Linked DNA regions of Homo sapiens: region 2 is linked to region 1. The links are chromatin contacts, found by Hi-C or POLR2A ChIA-PET in ENCODE. All regions are on one chromosome and are shown on one strand. The core of a region is the stretch at or near the end of the contact, and the rest is flanking DNA. Distances in the headings are between cores, read along the strand shown.

What was found. Hi-C counts contacts between places; a loop is a spot of excess contacts on that map. ChIA-PET counts read pairs that join two places held with the same protein, here RNA polymerase II (POLR2A). Pooled maps may share reads with other maps.
Region 2: a pooled map shows a loop between it and region 1 (2.3-fold over the local background). The contact joins the enhancer-like site here to the promoter of ADARB1 in region 1. A Hi-C loop is called at or near these places in 4 of 168 maps with a recorded cell type or tissue (CD4-positive, alpha-beta T cell, naive thymus-derived CD4-positive, alpha-beta T cell and natural killer cell) and 10 of 50 pooled maps. POLR2A ChIA-PET finds 5 or more read pairs at or near these places in 7 of 52 experiments (CD4-positive, alpha-beta T cell, CD4-positive, alpha-beta memory T cell, GM12878 and 4 more).

Annotation. Positions count from the first base shown.
Region 1 is chr21:45,070,621-45,076,517 of GRCh38, forward strand. ADARB1 (adenosine deaminase RNA specific B1) reads left to right here and starts at 3,960. Exons shown (of 11, transcript NM_001112.4): 1 at 3,960-4,173. It overlaps LOC105372836 (a long non-coding RNA gene), which reads right to left and starts at 3,121. Exons shown (of 5, transcript XR_937796.3): 1 at 2,853-3,121. It also overlaps the pseudogene SSR4P1. RefSeq lists silencers at 3,604-3,693, 3,714-3,913.
Region 2 is chr21:44,912,286-44,919,038 of GRCh38, forward strand. All of the region lies in intron 1 of ITGB2 (integrin subunit beta 2), which reads right to left. Among named protein-coding and RNA genes, the nearest start is that of ITGB2, 5.2 kb to the right of the region's middle. RefSeq lists enhancers at 87-136, 1,456-1,956, 5,209-6,121 and a silencer at 2,073-2,122. Within about 2 kb of position 1,971, at least 12 of the 41 ENCODE cell types and tissues checked have a DNase peak (open chromatin) inside an H3K27ac peak, as active enhancers do; they include CD4-positive, alpha-beta T cell and natural killer cell, where a contact is called at or near this core.

The DNA.
Region 1 (5,897 bases), core at 2,710-5,209:
TGTCCTAGAGACAGTGGCACATTGTGAGCTGGGCAGGTCTCACACATGGTATCCACCACCATGGCAGCTGCTGACTGAATGGTTTGGCAACATCTGGTTTTTGCCACTCCAGTCTCATGTCTTCTTATTTTATTTTTAAAATATAGGGCAAAAAATATTATGTCTCAAATCACGGTATCACCGAATATTGGTCACCTCTTATTAGCAGTTTTATGCTCCTCCTGACGTTTGAGAAACAAGGAAATCAATAATCCACTTTAGGCTACAATCTAAAAAGTACCTGTGAGTGTCCTTTCTCAAATAGATTGGGCAGAATTAAAACAAAGCAAGATTGTTTAAAGCTACATTTTTAGTTGCACACAAGGACTATAGTCAAATAGGCTTCAAAAGCACAAAGGCTGTGGTCAGTCATCAGCCCTAGGACACCAGGACCAAGACCAGGCCACAGTCTCAGCACAGCAGGTTGGCAGCTCGCTCTGTAATTGATGAGACAGAAATCTGAGCACACGGATTGCCCTGTGTGGCTGGAAAGGGAAAGGAAGGCTGTCCTGGCCACCGCGGCCCAGGGAGGCCAGCACACCCGTGCGCAGGTCACGTGACCCACTGCTCTGATCCCACCGTTCTAGCCACAGTCTGCCAGGCCCTGGGCATGACAGGAAGGGGGTTCACAGATCAGTGGCATTTACACGGGTAAGCTTTGAACACTGTCTTCAACTGAAAGGCCAGTGTGTGAACAGGCCGGGCAGCTGGACCACTCCGAGGCTGGCGCCTTCCCCTCCTTTCGGGCAGTTCCCAGAAGGCTCAAGACCACAGTTTGAAATCCACTTAATCTCTCGAGTCGGCCTGGGTCTATATCCTAAGACCGTGGAAATCATTTTGTGCCACCGTATCCTGTAGGCATTGGCAGGACCAGCGTAATTTTTAGTTCTTCTCGTGGGAGACAGTCACAGGGTCATGCCATTTAACTGCACTGAAGGGAAAACGTGGGAAATGGATTTTTGGTGCTGTGTAGACCACATTTCATAGCGGTTGGCATCTCACATGCTTATGCAAAGCCTAACTCCGCACCCTGGGGCAGACAGTGGGAGCCCAGCTGGATTCCTACACTCAAGCCCTCCAGCATCAGGTTTATTTTCCAGGACACCAGAGTGATTGTTTATTCCATAATTCCCACAAAGGAGACAGTAAACAACAGAACAGAGGTGGAGCGGGCACGGAAGGCCAGGAAGTGGATGGTGGCTGCCAGCACTTCTGTGGAGACCCAGGGCCCCCCTCCAGGAGCCCCGGTGTTCAACCTCCACAGTGAACAGGGGATGGATGGCTGAGATGTCCTCGAAATTTTTTTGGACTTCCTCAGGCGACCACAGGATTCCTTCTCAAAGAGCCTGATCTCAGCAGGCACCCGAATGGGCATCCTGGTGCTTCATGCTCTACAACAGCTGGGAACGCCATGTCCTGGCCCCAGGCGACTGGAAACTGCTTTCCTCCCCGACATCAGCACCAAGGGGAATGTTCCCAGTGCCATTCTTCCAAGTCAGGGAGAGCGTCACAATAGAAACCGTCTCTGTGGAGAGGATGGCACCTGAAGCCATGGAATAGGAAGGGAGCATCAGAGGCTGCTGGCTGGTCCTGCAGAGCCGCCTGAGAGGCCTGTGGGAGCAGCAGAGGGTCCCGGCCTTGGGCGCCATCCGCTCTCTGCTGCTCTGGAGGGAGAAAAAGGACAAGTTGAAACTTGCACAAGCAGCCTCCATTCTGGGGAGTTCCCTTGTATTCCCCACACCAACCCGCACCTCAGCGAAGGCCTGTGGAAGACTTCTGCAGTGACAGCCCCGATGAACCATGCTTGCCGTGCCCGTCCCCTGTGCGGTGCCTCACGTCCACTCAGGCCCCGGCCATCTCACCCTCCTGGGGAGATGGAGGGAAGCACCATGGGGATTTGCTTTTTCTTGCTGCCGACGGAGCCCAGCCACCACGGGAGGGAGGCCCGGCCAGCCTGCGGTGGGTGGGTGACATGTGGCCCGGATCTGCCCGGGGCGCCTGCCTGTAAGTGGGCCCAGCAGACACCCCATGGAGCCGAGGCAAGCCGTCCCAGCTGAACCGGCTTAAGCTGCAGGCCCACAGAGTCATGAGCAGTGAAGAGAGGTTTTCGCCCTCTGAGGTTTGGGGTGGCCTGTTACACAGAAATACACACAACGTCCTCAGGCACGTATCTCTTTAAGAATGTGTCCCGAGAAGGCGTCCCAGGAGTCTTGATTTTTATTTAGCCGTCCACGGTTGCCCCTTTGGGTGCTTCGCCTTCAGATGGGGTGAAGGGCTCACTTGTTAGCTGGCTGGCCCCAAAGACAGGCTTGTTTTCCACCAGGCAGTGACTGAAGCCGGCAGCCTGCTGCATACCGCGGGCCTTCCCCTGACCTGTCCGGGACTGCGGGCTGGCGGCTGACACCTGCGGAGTGCTTACCGCATACCAGGCTCCCAAACTTCCATCTGTGTTCGTCTTTTAAGTTTTGTTGTTTTCCAGAGTCGGAGTCTCAGTGTTGCCCGGGCCAGAGCGCAGCGGCCATTTATAGGCGCGGACCTCGGCCTCGCACACCACAGCTCCAGCTCTGAGACACAAGCGACCCGCACCCCCCCACCGCCCAGCCCCAGCCTCCAGACTGGCTGAGATCACAGTGTGCGCCACCCCATCCCTGGCTTGCGATGGTCTCTTACTCCCCACTTTACAAGGGAGGAAAGAGGCCGAGGGCAGAGTGGGCCGCCTGAGGTTTGGAGGCCAGGGCTAGTACAACCTCAATTTGACCCTGGAACCTGCCGCTTCCCCCACCCAGGTGCGGGACCCACCCGCTTGTCCACACCTGGCTCTGCCCACCGCCCCCGGCTGCTCCTCTGGGCTCAGGTCGCCGCGGTCAGGAGCTGCCAAGTTTGCCTATCAAACTTTATCTTCGTGCAGAGAACTGCAGCCTGGAGCTGGTTATTCCGGTCAGTGAAAACGTTGCATTTCTACATATGCTTATCATCATCTGTGTAAACATTTCTTGGTATAACTGTGGAACAGTCAGTAAATATAGATAAATCGAAGAGTAGGTCTATTGCATATGCTATAAAAAAATGCTTTTACTATCAACCTAAAACAAACAAACAAACAAAAAAAATCAAACAAAACCACCATCACCTAAACGTTGGTAACTGGAGCAGCTGCTAGTGTCAGTGCGGACTAAACAGGAGACGGCGGGAACCGTGTCCAGCCAGGGTCCTGGGCCGCGACCTGGTTCTCCCGGAGTCTACAGTGAGGATGACGGGCGGGGAGAGGGGGCCGGCGGGACCCGCGTGTCCCAGGCAACTCCGGGAGAGGGAGAAGCAGGGGTGGCTCGGCGGGGGCTCGGCGGGGGCTCGGCGGGGGCTCGGCGGGGGCTCGGCGGGGGCTCGGCGGGGGCTCGGCGGGGGCAGCGCCCGCTGCAGGGAGGAGCGCGGGGGCCCGGGAGCCTGGGCAGCACCGCGAGACGCCACCTCCGCAAAACGCAAACGCCAATCGCCGGGCGCCTGCGGTCCCAGCTACCAGGGAGGCTGAGGCGGCAGGATCGCGTGAGCTCGGAGGTCCACCGCGCTCCAGTCTGGGCGACAGTGAGACCCCGTCCCCAAAACGAAGGCGGGCAGAGTCTCCTCAGCCGCGCTCGGGCGGGCGGCGCCGCGACGCCAGGCCGGTCCCGCGCTCTCGCCCCACGCTCCGGAGCCGCCCAGCCGCGGTCTCTCAGCTCCGGCCGCGCTCCAGCCCCAACGGCCCCGCGCCCGTCCGCCGCAGGTGGTCGTGAGGGAGGTGCCACAGCTCCGGCTGCCCACGACAGACACGGGCGCCCCAGCGCGCGCACGTCCGGCGTCGCTGCGCCGCCCCCGCCCCCTCGGCGTGCGCGCGCCCGGCGGGCCGGCGGGGGCGGGGAGGGGGCGGAGCCGCCGGCGGCGGGGCTGAGGCGCTGAGGCGGCCGTGGCGGCGGCGGCGGCGGCGGCGGCAGCGGCGGCCAAGCGGCCAGGTTGGCGGCCGGGGCTCCGGGCCGCGCGAGGCCACGGCCACGCCGCGCCGCTGCGCACAACCAACGAGGCAGAGCGCCGCCCGGCGCGAGACTGCGGCCGAAGCGTGGGGCGCGCGTGCGGAGGACCAGGCGCGGCGCGGCTGCGGCTGAGGTGAGGGCGGCGCGGGGCCGCGGCGGCTCGGGCGGGCGCGGGCTCCGGACCCCGCGGTGGCGGCGTTTATGTAAGCGCCGGGCAGGGACTGGTGGTGGGGCCGGAGCTGCGGGCCGTCCCGGGAGCGGAGGGCGCCCGCGGAGAAGCGAGGGTGCCGCGGCACCGCCTCGCACCCACCCTCCTGGGTCGCCCGTCTGCTCCGGCGCTCGGCTCCCGGAGGAAGCTGCGCCCGGGCGGCCCCGCGTCCCCTCCCGAGGGCGCCGAGTCCGCGTGGGATGCGCCGCGCTGCGCCGCGGGGAGGGCAGGTGCGCCGGGACGAGGCTGCGCCCTGGGGACCGAGACTGCGTTTTGGGGAGGGGACGGTGTGCCCTGGAGATCGGAGGCTGCGCTGGGGACGAGGCTGCGCCCGGGGACCAGAGGCTGCCCCGGGTACAAGGTTGCGCCGGGGAACGGGAGGCTGCGTTGGCAACAAGGCTGCGCCTGGGGACGGTAGGCTATGTCCCTGGGGAGACGCTCCGCCCGGCATGGGACGCTGCGCCGGGGGACGGCAGGCTGCGCCCGGGATGAGGCTGGGCCCGGGCAGGGGAGGCTGCCTTGGGAGGGGACGCTGTGCCACGGGAGTGGAGACTGCGTTGGGGACGAGTCTGCGCCCTGGACGGTCCTGCGTGTCCTTCCGAGGGCGCAGTGTCCGCGCGGGATGCTCTGCGCCGCGGGCGGCCCGGGCCAGGGAAGTTCCTGCGGGTGCCGGGCGTCTGCAGCGATCGGGAGCAATCTGGGGCAGTTGGGGGCCCGAGGTGACTTTTGACGTGTTCACATCAGAAGGAAAATTATTGCGTGGTGGATGGGTGCGAGGGAAGGTGTCAGATTGGGCTGTGGACGCTGAAACGTGTTGGAGTCCCGATTTACACGCTGGAAAACCTAACCTAAAACGTGTTCCTGTCCAGGTTTCTATGTCGGAGATCTGCACCGTGGTGTTTAGTTCCCAGTTAATATTTTTGGTCAGCAGGTTTGGGCTGTTACTTCTGATACAGGCATTTTACTTCCTTCTTACTAACCATTATTGCATTCCGTTCTCGAAGTATAACGAAAAGTGGCATGATATCAAACTTGTTTCTTTAACGTTTAACTCCATAATTAAGATGATAGAACCGTAGTTTTTTTAATTGAGAATACAAATATGTATTTAATCCTCTTTGTTTCCTCTTAAATTTTGCCGTATGTTTTATTGCTTCGAAAGGTGCCACCCAGAGCTGCATTTTCCAAAACGCTAGGTTGTCTTAAGAGCAGTTGTTTCTAGGAGATAGAAAAGCTAATTGTCTTTTGATGACCATCTTTTCCTTGGGGTTGAGACTGCTGTATCCTTTTTGCCTGCTGAGGGTTTCCCAGAGGGGAAAGGGAGAAGGAAGAAAGGATAAAAGCTTGGCTGATACAGTTCCTTCTTGGATAAGAGAATTAACTGTCTCTCATTGCGCGGTTCCTCCGGAGGACAGGGTCCAGTATGCATGGACAGCCACAACGGGGGCTCGGTAAGTATTTGATGAGACAGGCTGAGCTGGGTGCCTATATCTTGCCTGTGGTGGAGAGGATGAACTCACACAGACTCTGAAAGGAATGCATTGTCTGTGAGTGATGCCCTGTTAGATGTCTGAGGGTTCCTAAGACTGGGTATATCCCACTACATCTACATCACATTTGAAGCTGTAGTTGGAAAGGAAAAAAGGAGG
Region 2 (6,753 bases), core at 721-3,220, 160 kb before region 1:
CCCGGGAGGCTCGGGTGCCCTCAGCCACAGGCCCTGGCTCCCCTCCATCCCCCGAAAGCCCTGCACCTGTGCTGGGGGCTCTGAGGCCAACGGAACACCCACCAGGGGCCCATCTGAGGATCCCACAGCTTAGACGCCCCAACAAGCCCCAAGGTCCTGTTGTTTTGGCAGTGACCTCATTCCCTGGTTCCCAGCAAAATTATAATCAGAATACAAAAATGTCAAAAGGGAACCCTTGATCCTTCCCGTCCTGGGGTCAAAAACAGAACCTGCACCCTGCTGTAACTTCCTGGAGGAGGTGGTTTTGGTTCACATTGGGCCCACCCTGTGTCTGAAAGCCCCCATATCTCTGATCGTTGGGGGTTGTGGTTCAGGCCGAGGCCAGTTCCAGCTCTCCATCTGGGCCCCCTCAAAGTCCTGCGCCTGGACTGACCTCGGTGCCACGAGTGCCCACCAGCCCCTCAGCTGATCGGAGGCCCTGTGCGTGCTGGAGCTACCCCAGGGTGCAGGGTCCAGCCAGCTTCAGGACTCCCCCAGGGTGCAGGGTCCAGCCGGCTTCAGGACTCCCCCAGGGTGCAGGGTCCAGCCGGCTTCAGGACTCCCCCAGGGTGCAGGGTCCAGCCGGCTTCAGGACTCCCCCAGGGTGCAGGGTCCAGCCGGCTTCAGGACTCCCCCAGGGTGCAGGGTCCAGCCGGCTTCAGGACTCCCCCAGGGTGCAGGGTCCAGCCGGCTTCAGGACTCCCCCAGGGTGCAGGGTCCAGCCGGCTTCAGGACTCCCCCAGGGTGCAGGGTCCAGCCGGCTTCAGGACTCCCCCAGGGTGCAGGGTCCAGCCGGCTTCAGGACTCCCCCAGGGTGCAGGGTCCAGCCGGCTTCAGGACTCCCCCAGGTCGCAGCTGCGCCAAGTGGGGAGGGGGTGCAGACCTCCCCTGGCAGCCCCAGCCAGGCTGGTAAGGACTCACACCCCAGCTCCACGCTCTCCCTGGGGCCGCAGACATGAGGTCTCCGCCCCTAACACAGTCGTGACCAGTGGCATGCAAACACTTCATACCCTCAAATGGGGAAACTGAGGGCCCCAGCAGCAGCAAGATATGGACCTGGTGCCCAGTTACCCCGGGCACTCCCACCTGCCCACAGGGAGAGGGGGTGCACCTTGATTCCAGCAGGATTGGCTCAGAGACCACGGCACCCCAACCTTGACCACAGGAAGGGGGCTGGTGGGGAGCCACCTTCTCCCCACTGTTGCTCCTCCATGAGCAGCCCTGGGGGGCTTGGAGCTGGGGGCACAAGAGAAGCCAGGCCCTGCCCCACCCCCCAATGCCAGTGGCTGAGCCCAGACAAACAGCTGGGGATGAAGGTCCGCTCCAGGAGGTAAGGCAGTGCACTGAGCCTGGCAGCCAGCCTCCCTTCTGTGGGAGAACAGGGCAGGGCAGCCCCTCTGCCCAGCAGCCAGGATGGCCCACGGAGGTCCAGGGCCTCACCTGAGGCCTGAGAGACCAAGACCCCATCAGGCCTATCTGCCTCAGTTTCCTCCATGTGCCTGGAGGTGGTCGAAGGGCCTGTGCCAGCTCCCTGGGGGATGGGAATGGGTAAGGCACAGATGTAGGGCAGCATTCGGGCAAACAGGTGCCTGGCCACTGTCACCTCTGGTGCCCTGAGGCTAAGCCGGCAGAGCTGCAGGGCAGGAGGGGAGGAAGAGCACAGACACCCCCCACCCCAGCCCCTGAGCTGGCCCCAGAGCTCTGGCCTGGAGCCTGATCACCCTGAGGCCCTCCCTGCTGCCCCACACTGGGGGCAGGTGCCCTCCTCATTCTCCAAGGCCCTCCCTGCTGCCCCACACCAGGGGCGGGTGCCCTCCTCATCCTCCAGCTCTGGACATCCCCCATCTAAGGGCGGGCGGGTCCCCTTACCAAGACCTAAGGTGCAAAACCCAAAGCTGAGGCTGCTTAGGAATCCACAGCCCCACAGGCCTCTCAGAACCTTGCATCAGAGTCGCCCTTGACCTCAACCCTGCCCGAGAAGGAAGTGCTGGTGCAACCCCAGCCCAGCTGCAGGAAGTGGTACCTGTCACCAAGTCCCCTGCACAGGGGAAGCAGGGGGCTGAGGGGGCAGGACCAGGGGGACGAGGTCATCCTTCCCCGGAGAACCCCTCAGGGGCCGGGCGCCCTTCCCTCCCGGGCACCAAATGGACACAGCTAACAAGAACCACACTTCACGGTGAGCAAAGCTCTGAACATTCAGGCTCTGAGACACGAAAGCGGCGTCAGAAGAGACCTGCAGCAGATCCGGGCCAAATCACACACACCCTTTCACAGAAGTCGAGGACAGGAGAACAGGAGCAAACACAGGAAAGGAAGAGGCCAGCCTGGTGGCTGACGCCTGCAATCCCAGTGTTTTGAGAGGCCAAGGCAGGAGAATCACTTGAGGCCAGGAGTTTGAGAGCAGCCTGGGCAACACAGTGAGACTCCTACCTCTACAAAAAATAAAAATAGAAAATAAATTAGCCAGACATGGTGGCATGCATCTCTAGTCCCAGTTACTCAGGAGGCTGAGGCAGGAGGATCACTCGCGCCCAGGAGGGAGAGACTGCAGTGAACCCTAATGGCACTGCTGAACTCCAGCCTAGTTGACAGAACGAGGCCCTGTCTCAAAAAAAAAAGAAAAGAAAAAGAAAGGAAACTTTAAGCAAGACAGCAGAGAGAGGGCAGAGCCTATGCTGGGAGAGGAATCCAGCGGGGTCAGGCTTCCTTTTTATTTTTTTGAGACGGAGTTGCGCTGTCACCGGCCTGGAGTGCAGTGGCGCGATCTCAGCTCACTGCAAGCTCCGCCTCCCAGGTTCATGCCATTCTCCTGCCTCAGCTTCCTGAGTAGCTGGGACTACAGGCTCCCACGACCACGCCCAGCTAATTTTTTTGTGTTTTTAGTAGAGACGAGGTTTCATCGTGTTGATCAGGATGGTCTCGATCTCCTGACCTCATGATCCGCCCACCTCGGCCTCCCAAAGTGCTGGGATTACAGGCGTGAGCCACCGTGCCCAGTCTCAGGCTTCCTTTTTGCAACCCCGTAAAACCCTAAGACGAGACTGCTTGAGGAACCAGAGGCCCCGCAGACCCATTGGAACTTTGCATCAGAGCTTCCTCCTGCCTGTGCTGAAACCCACCTTGCGCTGTCCTAGAGGAGAGGCACTCGCATCAAAGTGACTCGGAGGTGCGCGGGAAGTGATGGACGATGCCGCCAGGGGACAAGGTTGGAAGGAAGAGGACATGGGAGCCAACCCCTGCGCTGGGAACTGAAGGCTCAAGGGATGATTATAAACTAGGCATCCACCTTTTAAGCCAAAAGCCAGAGCATCAAGATGGACTCATTTCTGCTTTGTAGGAATGTGATAAAGAACTGGAGAGAAGTGCCGTCAGGTGGGGACTGGAACACTGTCCTTGGATCACAGAGGCTCCAGGAAATCCAGGGACAAAAACAGGTCAGATCAAATAGGAACAAGTCGGAGCAGAGAGGATGCAGGAAAACCCAGCCCATGTCGCCTCTGAACCTGCGACCCTGCAAAAGCGTATTTTCCCAAGGGTCAGGGAGACGTGTTCCTACTGTTGGTTTGACTATCTGTGAAGTTTGATAGCACAGTTTTGTTTGTTTGTTTGTTTTTTTGAGATGGAGTCTCACTCTGTCATCCAGGCTGGAGTGCAATGGCTAGATCTCGGCTCACTGCAACCTCCGCCTCCCATGTTCAAGAAATTCTTCTGCCTCAGCCTCCTGAGTAGCTGGGACTATAGGTGCACACCACTAGGCCCAGCTAATTTTTGTATTTTTAGTAGAGATGGAGTTTCACCATATTGGCCAGGCTGGTCTCGAACTCCTGACCTCGTGATCCGCCTGCCTCGGCCTCCCAAAGTGCTGGGATTACAGGCGTGAGCCACTGCGCCCGGCCTGATAGCACAAATTTTAAAGGCCACAATTTCTGGCCAAATGAAATAAAATGAGACACCCCACCCCCCCGACACACACATATTAATAAGGAATGCTAAAGTACTCTGCTAAATACCTGAAGTCAAAGGGAAATCAAATGATATTTACAGCATTTTAGACAAGGGGACACCACTCCTCCATCTAACATGAAGGAGACTGTCTGTTCCTGGGTGGCGACGTGAGGCCGAGGCCCCGGACACTCTTGCTGTGGACATAAAAGAATGGCCACAAATGTGTAGGACTTCAGTTTTAGGGAATAAAACAATAAAGGAAATAGAAGAATAGGTATCTAAGAGTAAGGAAACCTCAGCATAAAAGCTAAGGGGAGGCCGGGCATGGTGGCTCATGCCTGTAATCCCAGCACTTTGGGAGGCTGAGGCAGGCGGATCACCTGAGGTCAGGAGTTTGAGACCAGCCTGAGCAACATAGTGAAACCCCATCTCTACTAAAAATACATAAATTAGCTGGGCTTGGTGGCGGGCGCCTGTAATCCCAGCTACTCGCGAGGCTGAGGCAGGAGAATCACTTGAGCCCGGGAGGCAGAGGGTGCAGTGAGCTGAGATCTCACCTCTGCACTCCAGCCTGGGCAACAAGAGTGAAACTGTCTCAAAAGAAAAAAAAAAAAAAAGCTAAGGGGGAAAATAGCAAGAAGACAGACTCTAAAAATGGCACATGTTGTACTAACAAATTGCATAGAGGAAATAGCTATTATCTCTCTAGTGCAAAAGGTAAATGGTAATCTTCATCTCTAAAGAGATCTTAGAAATTAATAACAAAAAGGTAAATACTCCATTCAAGGATGTTTCAAGGGTGTGGCACCCTGAGCAGGTAATTCACAAAAGAAGGAAGAAAACTGGCTAAGAAACATATGAGTCACCCCAGGAAAGAACCAGGGATTTCAGCCAAAATATCTTGATTCCCTGTGTAGCCGTCAACGTGTAAGATGCTTTGGCGGTTTCGGTGCCTGCGCTATGGAGTCCCACACAGCAACGAAAACATGCAAACAGCTGCTCAGGGCAGCTTGGCTTCGTGGTAAAAGTGAATTTATGGGGAAAAAAAGAGAGACACAGTTCCAAAATATTCTGCATTTCTCTGGGTGGTGGCACTATGAGTATTTTCAATTTTCATTATTCCTGTTTGTATTTTCCACCCTTTTTGTGATAAATGAATAAAGGACATTTTAAAAATGGAATTTCATGGTGGCCGACGAATTATGCTGAAATTGCTCCTTCGGATTCCAAAGCTACTGGCTTTCTTGTTCCCACTGTGACGTTGATGAGGACGCTGCTTCATGGCAGTGGGACCTCCCTGCTGGCATGGGCTTGTTGCCACTGTCACTCACCCATTCACCCATCCATGGGACAGGGGCTTGCCAGCCTCTCCTCTAGGCACGGCGCAGGGGCTGAGAGCTGCACTCCAGGACTCCTGGACTCTGCCCTCTGCTGAGACTCTCAGCACCTCTTTTCCCCAACACCTACCCCAAGTTTCCATCACACACAGAAACCTCCACCACTCCCAACACCAACATGTGTCCCCAGCGAGGCTGTTTACAAATCAGCTGGGCAGGAAGGTGTTCCCCTGGGGCTAACTCTTCTGCACTCTCAGACCCTGAATGGCCGGAGAGAACACGCAGCCCGGGGTGGGCAGGGGCCTCAGCTCAGGACAGCACCAGGGCCCTCTGTGCTTGCTCAGGGCCTGGGCTCCACACACATGGGCTCGGAATCGACAAATGCAACCACCTAATCAATGCCCCGTGTCAGTGCCAGTTTGTGCCAAGCAGAATGGGAGGGATAATTGCTGGCACCAGGTCCGGCTTGGGGTGGGTATCACCCACAGCTCCATAATTGCTAGGCGCCCACTGCAGAGCCCCTTGAGTTGGGGCTTCCCAGCGACCTGGCCTGTACCTGCTGGGCAAATGCCTGTGTCACTGACCCCTGTGGCAGCTGGCATTCTCCTCCGGGAACGGGAGCCAGCCTCCGGTGACATGGCCTCAGGCAGGACCACGGTTCTCTGACACAGGACACGAGTGCAGCAAGGGGGGCCCACACAGGACCTGTTCCATGGAATCGCCACAGGCGTCACGCTGCCCCATCCACAGAGGCAAATGTCCCACAGCCCTGGTACCTGGTGGGGCCCGGCCTGGGCCAGAGTGGACAGACCTGGGCCTGGCAGGAGCCCTGGGGAAGTGAGTTCAAGTTACACGGTTGACTATAGAGACAGCTGGAGTGCGCACAATTGGCCAGACCACCCCTCCTGTTTCACAGATGGGGAAACTGAGTCACGGGGGACCAAATAGCCTGCTCACCCCATGCCCCTTCCAGACAGGGTGCAGATAGGGCCCCTCCCATCTCCTGGATGGCCGCGGCCCCTGTGCAGAACTTCCTTCATGGGCACCTCGCTGTCTGGGGGCCTCTTCCCCAGGGAGTCTCCTGGTGGTGGCCGTGTTGCCTCAGGCTCACTGTGCACTAGGCAGGTCACGTCGATGCCGCCTGAGGGGCAGGGGTTACCACCCTGTGGTTCAGGTGAGAAGCTCCAGGCTCAGGAGTGTCCAGCTGCCTGGGCAGTGTTTGGATCTCATGCCAGCCCCTGCCAGGAGGCCCTGCTTCTCCAGCCCAGCCCACGCCCACCAGGAAATGCCCCTATTTACTCCCTTGAGGCAAAGGCCCTTGGGTGGCTAAGCGTCCCCTCTCCCAGCACTCGGAGCTGAGCGTCCCCTCTCCCAGCACTCGGAGCTGAGCATTCCCCTCTCCCAGCACTCGGAGGCACCTGCAGTTGCTCAG